Regions from separate parts of the Homo sapiens genome. Here region 1 is linked to region 2. A link is a contact called in ENCODE Hi-C or POLR2A ChIA-PET data. All regions are on one chromosome and are shown on one strand. The core of a region is the stretch at or near the end of the contact, and the rest is flanking DNA. Distances in the headings are between cores, read along the strand shown.

Region 1 (4,015 bases), core at 464-2,963, 2.1 Mb after region 2:
GTGCCCAGGGAAATGAACACACAACACAGAAATACAGTCAGAAAATGAAGAGGTAGCCAATGTCCCGTTCCCACCCCCACAAAACTCCAGGATTTCTTGATAGAATGAATGTCTGCATTACTATTTTTTTTTTAAGATTTCTCTGTATTAAGGATTCCATAAACTCGTTATTCAGCTCATTCCAATGCCTGGCCCAACTGGATATACTACTAACTTAAGCCTAGGTGCAAATCAGTGTTTTGTTTTTGTTTTTGTTTTTGTTTTTGGAGACAGGGTCTGGCTCTGTCGTCCAGGTTGGAGCACACTGGCGCAAATCTCGGCTCACTGCAACTTCTGCCTCTCGGGCTCCAGTGATTCTCGTGCCTCAGCCTCCCGATCCGCTGGGACTACAGGGGCGCGCCACCATGCCCGGCTAATTTTTATTTTTTGTATTTTTGGTAGAGAAAAGGTTTCGCCATGTTGCCCAGGCTGGTCTCCAACTCCTGAGTTCAAGCGATCCGCCTGCCTCAGCATCCGAAAGTGCTGGGATTACAGATGTGAGCCACCACGCCAGGCCAAATTAGTATTATTCTTTTAAGAACCGAAGAAGGCTCAGGTTGAAAATTTTTAATTAAAAAAAAAAAAGAAAAAAGGTTTCCTTGTTTTTAAATATTTTAATGGAAACATATGAGTCAGATTTCAAAAAGTAGGCTAACGGTGTTTAAATACTGTGCCAGTGTATTTGAGAAGCTGAATGAAAACAAAAGTACCTATATTTTAAAAATAAATACAATACAAATAAGGAAAAGTTCATTCTACGATTTCAATTTATCAATCAAGCTACATGGTAAAGAGAATCATTTCAATTGTTTTTCACCTCCACAGCAGTGTTTGAGGTTGGTAGGCTCTCCCAGGAAGCTTGGAATCTTAAGCAACTCTCAATTAGCCCTCAATTTCTCTATTTTAAATTAATCTGCTGACCTGTTGTGGGTAAACATCCATAAATTCTGCCCTGGCTGAGAAACATTTAACTTTTTCGTCTAGGATGAATGTGTGGGTGTGTGTTTGTAAGGGAGGGGTAACTCCTTTTGACCAAAGTGTTGATGGTTTTCTAAGTAAATACTTGCTATCCACAAGAATTTTTTTTTTCGTTTATGCTGCTTTTTCTCCCTTTCTGCACTATAAAGGCTGGCCTTCCAATTCCTGCCCCGACCCTTCACCGTGATCCAATCCCACAAGGTTCCCCTAATTTCTGCTCCGGGTGGCACCTGACGGCCAAAAGTGAACCCCTGCGGTTGTCGCCAGCTAGACGCGGATAGGGCGGACGACTGTCACCGGGGAGCAGGCGTGGGCCAAAGCCGAGGTGATTTCTGACTGCTCACTGGCGGGCCTCGCGTGGCTGAAGGTCTCCGAGCCCCTCGGTTCGCCCCGGCAAGCCAGAAGTGCAGCTGTCGCGGGGCAGGAAGCTAATCGCGGCCCCTGCGCCGCTTTGACAGGCCGAGTGAAGAGAAAACGGGCTCACTGCAGCTAACAGCCTCACCCCTTGGGCTAGGAAGCCACGGAAGCAAAACCTCCGCCCCGGCCTGAAAGCAACCGGGAGACCGCGGAACCACTGCCACCGACTCAGCCCTGCCCAGCAGGGGCCCGCCCAGGGGCCACTCCCCAAGGGAGGCAGCCAGTCACTCGCCCGCCCTTCCGGGCCCACTCCCGAGGGGACGGTCTCCCGCCCGCCCTCACACACAGCTAGCTCTTCAGGCCAGGCCCCCAGGGTTTCGTCCACCTCTCACCTTTGACGACGCGGTCAGCCCCGGGAGGGGGCGGCGGGGGCGGGGGTGGGGGCGGTGCAGCCCGGGCCGGCTCCGGGGCGGCCATGCTGGGCCCGGGGCTCGGCTAGGCTCTGGGCCGGGCGGGGTTGGGGGCGGGGGCGGCGGCTACCAGAGCCAAGCGGCGGCGCCGCCGGGGAACATGGCGGACCCTCTTTCCCTACAGAGGGGCTAAGACCGGCATGCACTGCGCGTGCGGGGGTGGGGGCGGGGTAGGCTCTAGGGACTTGGGCAAAATTACTGAAGCTAGGAGAGAAACAGGACGAGGCCAAGGGATCAGGTTAAAATTCTTTGCATGCAGAATGAAGAATGAGGAGGTGCTGCGATCGAACGACTGCGAGGAAACACACCCGCTCTCATGGCATTCCCAGTAAACTGAGAAGACGTGATTAAACCTCAGGATCTCCTACTAATAGAGAAATGTATAACGATTTAGCTACCAGATCTGAATACTGAAGGGTTGGTAGGGGACCAGAGAATAGAGGAAGCATTGTAGGTTCTAGAGTGGAGAAGGGACCATCCAAAATGGAGTTTGAAAGAGAATTCTGGCCTTTGTGTTTAGAGTCTGGAATTGTCAAGAGTCTGAAAGCACAGAATAAGACTGCAGCTAGAGCAATTTAGGCGCCATAGTTTGTCAAAACAGGTAAGGGGAATAAAGGGGATGACACCAAGAGATGTGCAAAGAATCTGAAGAATTCACCTGAAAAGGATACAACCTCCTCCTGGAAGGCAGAGGAGTAAATAGGGAATTGGAAATTAATTCCTTATTTCTGCACATGCACAGAATCTGGGCCCAGGTGACTTATGGAACCTTTATAGAGACCACGGTGACTGACACTCATGGGAAAGGGGGTAGAGGGGCAAGAACTGACTGTTCATCAAAAATTATTAGATGAGTGTGTCCACGACACCAGGAGATATGTTGAATCATGGACAGGGACCAGCATATCCACTAAGCTCTATATATCTTGATGGTGCAGGATCCAAGTGGGATGGAACAACCAATTCCTGCCCATCCTCCTGCTCAATAATACATGTGCTCAGAATCTGTTCATAATGCATGGTGGTAAGTAAGTAGTAGTCCGAAGGTCCAAGGAGTACCTTTCTACCTCTTCTTTGTGTCAATTTCTATCCTGAGACCCCAGGAAAAGAGGAAGGGAAAGACCCAACAATGGATTTTTTCCAAAAAGGGAACCCACAAGCTATTTTTTAGAGGGAAGAGTCTCGGGAGTGAGGCACAGGTGAAAATGGATCTTTCTGGCATGGAAGGGCCATAACACCACAGGGGAAGGGAAAGGGAGAGGCCCCCACGGAAGGAGAGGAAGGAAGGGACAGGAGGCACGTCACAAACTTATAAGATAGAGGGAAGGCACCTGGAGTACATTGATCAGGAGTGAGTCTGTAAGAAGAGCTTGAATCCCCAGAAAATCTTCCTAAGGAGGGGAGGAAGGAAGTGTATAATGTACTGAGTACTGAATGCTCTGTCAGGAAAGGGATGGGAAACATCCTAGCAGCAATACTAGAAAGGAAAGGCACCCTATTTTAGGACCCATTGATTCCCACCTTGATTGTATATCCTTCAACTCGTCTCTGGCTCCTCACTTCCACTCAGTCAAAAGCCACTTCATATATTTATCCAGACTTCCAGCCCCAATACAAAGAAAGCAAGAGCATACAAAGGGAAGAATGACAAGGAATTAAATAGAACTGTCTTATAGATTTATTAATGAAAAATACTTTACAAAAACAGTATGTTTGGCCTAAAATAGTTCAGCTGACTCTGAGGGTTTACATTGACGACTGAGCAAGTGGCAATAATGGCTGTGTTATTGAGGACAGAAGGCTGTGTTAGTGTGCCTGACTCCATCTGTTCAAAAGGGTGAATGTTATGTTGGCAGCTCCGCATTCTAGGCCTAAGGTTTGGAGGGCACAGGGAATGCTGACAGGCCATAATACCTGGGCAGGGGGGCTGCCCTGATGATGTCATCAGAACCATGACCACAGGGCTACATGTCCCCCCAAGGATGGGAGACAGGGAAGACAAAGGGTCAGGTAATAGGGATAGGTGGATAAAACAAAGAGTAGAAGTTGGGAGTATAGTAGGGAACAGAGGATGAGGGCTCAGGTGGAGGTGGGGACATAAAGCATCCAGGAATAAAATGTGACCTTAAAATCCTAAGGAATGGCTAGTATCCAGAGTAATACCATGGATT
Region 2 (4,207 bases), core at 143-2,642:
CTTGAACATTTTTAAGGACTTGAAACTCCAGGGAGTGGTGGAAACAAACTCCAGATTGTTCCTGTCCTAAGTAAACACGGCAATGTGTCTCTTACAAAGCTCTGACCACAGCCACTCTTTGATACTGATAGAACTATTGCTTATTGAAACTACTATGATGATTTGCCCACTAACCTCCACTGGGCCCTCAGTAGCTGCCAGGCACCTGGCTAAGACTGAACATCCTCTTGTCAATCCTCACAGGAAGACTTGAAGTGAAAATTGCAGGCTCTGGACTTGACTAGCCTGGGTTGGAAATCTGGCCCTGTAGAGCTGTGTCAGAGCAAATCAAATTCTTCCCTGAGCCTATTTCCTCATTCATTATACCCATTCTACTAAATGCATGTAATAACTATTATACCTCTTAGATTTCAACATTAGACCATTTATCAGGGGTAGGAAGTAAGCAACCAATAACAATGTCACTTATTATTCACTGTTGGTATTATCAGTACCAGAAGGGCAAAGAAGCTTCTGAAGTTTGTCAACCTTAAATAATAAGATATAGAAAATATGACTAGCTATAGAGTTTATTCAAGCCCAAAGCTTGAGGATGGCCACCCAGGAGCATAGATTCAAGTTTCCCTGAATGTATATGCTGAGTAGCAGCAATTAGAAGTGGGTTTTTGTTTCTGTGTTTTTTTGTTTTGTTTTGTTTTGAGATGGAGTCTCCCTTCGTTGCCCAGACTGGAATGCAGTGGTGTGATCTCAGCTTATTGCAAACTCCACCTCCTGGATTCAGGAGATTCTCCTGCCTCTGCCTCTGCCTCAGCCTCCCGAGTAGCTGGGATTACAGGCACCTGCCACCACGCCCGGCTAATTTTTATATTTTTAGTAGAGGCGAGGTTTCACCATGTTGCCCAGGCTGGTCTCGAACTCCTGACCTCAAGACCTCACCCTCCCAAAGTGCTGGGATTACAGGCGTGAGCCACCGCGCCCGGCCCTGTCTTTTCTCAAGGTCACTTGGCCCAGTGTCACAGAGCTGAACCAAGATGGTTAGGCTGAGGGATAGGTCCCGAAGTGCTCAGATCTCCGGGCCTCAAGGCCCAGGCTGGGGTGGCACGGCAGGGGCTGATGGGGAGGTGCCCAGGCCGCCGGCGGATGCTCCCGGAAGATGCTCTAAGCTGCCGCTCCAGGTATCCCCTGGGCTGAGGCTACCTGGAGACGCCCACGGCAGTGACACACCAAGCGGGGTATGGCGAATCGTCAGGTCCGCAAAACCACCCAGTTCAGCAACTCATGGCTATGCCGAGCCCGCCGCGCTCAGCTCGGCCAGAAACAGCTCCTAGAGCCAGGGACTGGACCGCCCCCGCTGGCCTCTGGCAGGCAAACAGCCACCGGCCACGAAATAGATGGCCGCGAGGGCTTCCGGGAGCCGCGGGGCAGGCCGGGAGCCGGGCCGCACAGCCAATGCCCGCGCGGGGGCCGTCGGTAGTTACCCGGCAACGAGGTGGACGCCCAGTAGAGGGAGCGGAGCCAGTAGGGCTGGAAGAACTGGCAAGAAAGCCCTAGAGAGAGGCGACCTGCCAATTTTGGAAGCGGCTTTTTGTTTTGTCCCCAGATCACTCATTCCTACCTGGTCTTGGAGGAAGATCGTCAAGGCAAATGATAAGAAACAGAAATAAACCAGGGGAACAAATAATGATAAAAAAGATACTCATATTTGTTGAGCACTTACTGTCGGCCTGGCTCTTTGCAAGGATTACTTAATTTGATCATCTGATTTTGCTGTCCCAAGTTGTAAATGAGAAAATAGGAGTTTAGACAGATTAAGCATCTTGGCCAAACTACCTCAAACTAGGGAGTGTCAGAGCTGGAATTTGAACTTGGGTGGGCATGAACTCAGGTGGCTTGAGTTCTTAATGAGTCAAACCGTGGACACTCATTTCAGTTCAGCAAACCTAAATCTGTGTTCCTACTAGGCCATGCAGGGCCAATCCAGGTTTTATGGGGTCTGAAGCTTAGACAATGTTGGGGGGGGGGGTCCTCTTTTGGAAAAAAGAATAAAAAATTACAAATATAAAGTTAGGTACAAAAATGAACTTAGAATGTAAAAAGAAATCATAACAAAATATTTTTGCTAATTTTACAAAAATATACGACCATATGAATGCATAGCTAGGGACTCAACGAAGCCGTCTTTGACCCTTAGCTTCCCTTGAAATCCTTCAGTCAGATGTCAAACTACCTTGCAAGCTTCTCTGCGGTTCTCCTCCCACCCTGTCTCCCAGCCAAAGGACCTGAGACCCTAGCAACAGGCTTAATAGGGCTTTTCTGGCCATAGGAGCGATTTTAGCCTGAGTCAACTTGAGTGCCAGAGGGTGAATGCCCTCAGAAGCAGCTCCCAAATACTGATGAACAGGGAGTTGGTGGATAAATTCCCTAGCTTCCTCATCCCTCAAGTGAGATCATGCTGAGACACTTTGTGGTTCTTAGGGTGTAGTCCCAAACCAGCAGCAAACTGTACCACTTGAGAACTAGTTAGAAATGCAAATTCTTAGCCTACTACTACCCTGTACCTACTGAATCTAAAATTGTAGGGGCTGGGGCCCAGTCATTGGTGTTTTAACAAGCCCTCCTAGTGAGTCTGTGCTGAAGTTTGAGAACGACTGTTCTGCTAGGCTGTTCCCCAGAGCTCCCTTATGGGCTTGAGCTCCCGTTGTCTACAATGGTAACCTGCTTGATAACACATCTTTTTTTGGTCTCCTTCCCTTTCTTGTCTCACTTCCTCATTCTTCAGCTGGAGCTTCCTGAATTCACTTCTAATAAACGACTTGCACTTTAATCCTTGTCTGGGATCAGCTTCTAGAGAAACACCACCTTAGATGAGAACAACTAGGGGAGGTGTCATTGCCCAGTGAGGAGGAGGACGATGGCTGGCTTCAGGGAGGACCAAATGCTCTGCCAAATGCTTTGCTCTCATTGTCTGCTTCACCCTCACAATGCCTCAGTTGAGAGGGAGATGTTGCCCCCCAACGGGGAAACTAGGGTTTGGAGGATTTAAGTGGCTTGCCCAAGAATTTGAATCCAGGTCTGAGTCCAAAAGGTGAGCTCCTTACCAGTGAGGGCAGAGGGCCAGCCCATGTTTTGCTCTCTTGTCATTCCTCCTCTTCTCAGAGCAGGCAAGCGTTAAATGAAAATTGTAGGAGGCCATTGTTTTGGACTAAGTTTCTGAATTAGGCCCCAGCAGACCAGGCTAAAAATCCAAAGGGAGTCACCCATGCTAAAGTTCCATGGCACTAAACCCAAACTAAGTAGTTACCTGAAAAGAGGTAACAGCCAATGTCCCAAACAGGCCAGTTCAAATCTCAATGGTCACAAGAGTGAATCCCCTCTGCTTTATTCCTTATATGAAAGAAGTAGCGTTGAGTAACCTGATGCTAATGAATCAGTTGTTTTTCTATCATTCTGTCTCCCTGTCCCCACCTCGTGAGGGAAGTGGCTCTGAAGCAACTAATAGGCTCTTTGTTCTTCTCTTCTGTTTCCTTCAGCCCTCTCTGTCTATAAAACCAACTCCCTCTGCTCAGCTTATCAGAACACTTATTCTATTTTATGGAATGAAGTGTTGCCAGATTCTATAATTGCAATAAAGCCATTTGAGATCTTTAAGCTAAATTTCTTATCATTTTGTCTTTTGATACAGGGATCCAGTTTTGTTGTGAGGAGTGCTATAGGCTGGACACTTTGGAAAAATCCCGAGTGCACTTTGTGGACACTGCTGGCCTGAAATAGTGGGGCACACTGGCCTGAGAGCTCCCTGGCTCCCAGTGCCTAAGGTCCTTTACCCCATACTCCCTCAAGGTCCATCCCTATACCCTCCAGCCCACAGCATGTGACCAAGCATGTGCCCCTTAACCTGGAGCTGGAACCCTTCCTTTCACAGATACCTGGAAATTGAGCCAGATCTGCATCCGAGGGACACTAGAAGGGATGGGGAGGAGCGCTTACCCCTGAACTCTGTTTTGTCTCATGTTTGGAGGCCCAAGGTCATTTGGTTCTTCAGATTTCCAGCAAACTATAGCTCTCACTCCCTTCCCGCATGCCCTCACCCCACGGCTTTTACACTTAAGAGGAATGGCCCTGCCTTCTCTGGGCCCACAGCTCCTGTGGCTTGAGGTTCCAGCCGTCTTGTTAACAATTTTTCTCCCTGCGATGTAGGAATGATGGC

Evidence for each region. A loop is a pair of places that touch in the nucleus more often than their neighbours do. ChIA-PET counts read pairs that join two places held with the same protein, here RNA polymerase II (POLR2A). Pooled maps may share reads with other maps.
Region 1: a loop to region 2 is called in a map of B cell, with 31 times the contacts of the local background. The contact joins the promoter of PPP3CB-AS1 here to the enhancer-like site in region 2. A Hi-C loop is called at or near these places in 1 of 168 maps with a recorded cell type or tissue (B cell) and 5 of 50 pooled maps. POLR2A ChIA-PET finds 5 or more read pairs at or near these places in 1 of 52 experiments (A673).

What each region holds. Positions count from the first base shown.
Region 1 is chr10:73,494,039-73,498,053 of GRCh38, forward strand. It overlaps PPP3CB-AS1 (PPP3CB antisense RNA 1), which reads left to right and starts at 1,714. Exons shown (of 5, transcript NR_132104.1): 1 at 1,714-1,779; 2 at 2,104-2,445. It overlaps PPP3CB (protein phosphatase 3 catalytic subunit beta), which reads right to left and starts at 1,986. Exons shown (of 14, transcript NM_021132.4): 1 at 1,767-1,986. The coding sequence starts at 1,851. USP54 (ubiquitin specific peptidase 54) reads right to left here. Exons shown (of 24, transcript NM_001391956.1): 24 at 3,500-4,015. RefSeq lists enhancers at 1,053-1,512, 2,003-2,192 and a silencer at 1,573-1,922.
Region 2 is chr10:71,376,084-71,380,290 of GRCh38, forward strand. It overlaps a transcript of SLC29A3 not described here. Among named protein-coding and RNA genes, the nearest start is that of CDH23, 19 kb to the right of the region's middle. RefSeq lists enhancers at 544-1,104, 1,160-1,309 and a silencer at 1,440-1,509. Within about 2 kb of position 1,393, at least 32 of the 41 ENCODE cell types and tissues checked have a DNase peak (open chromatin) inside an H3K27ac peak, as active enhancers do; they include B cell, where a contact is called at or near this core.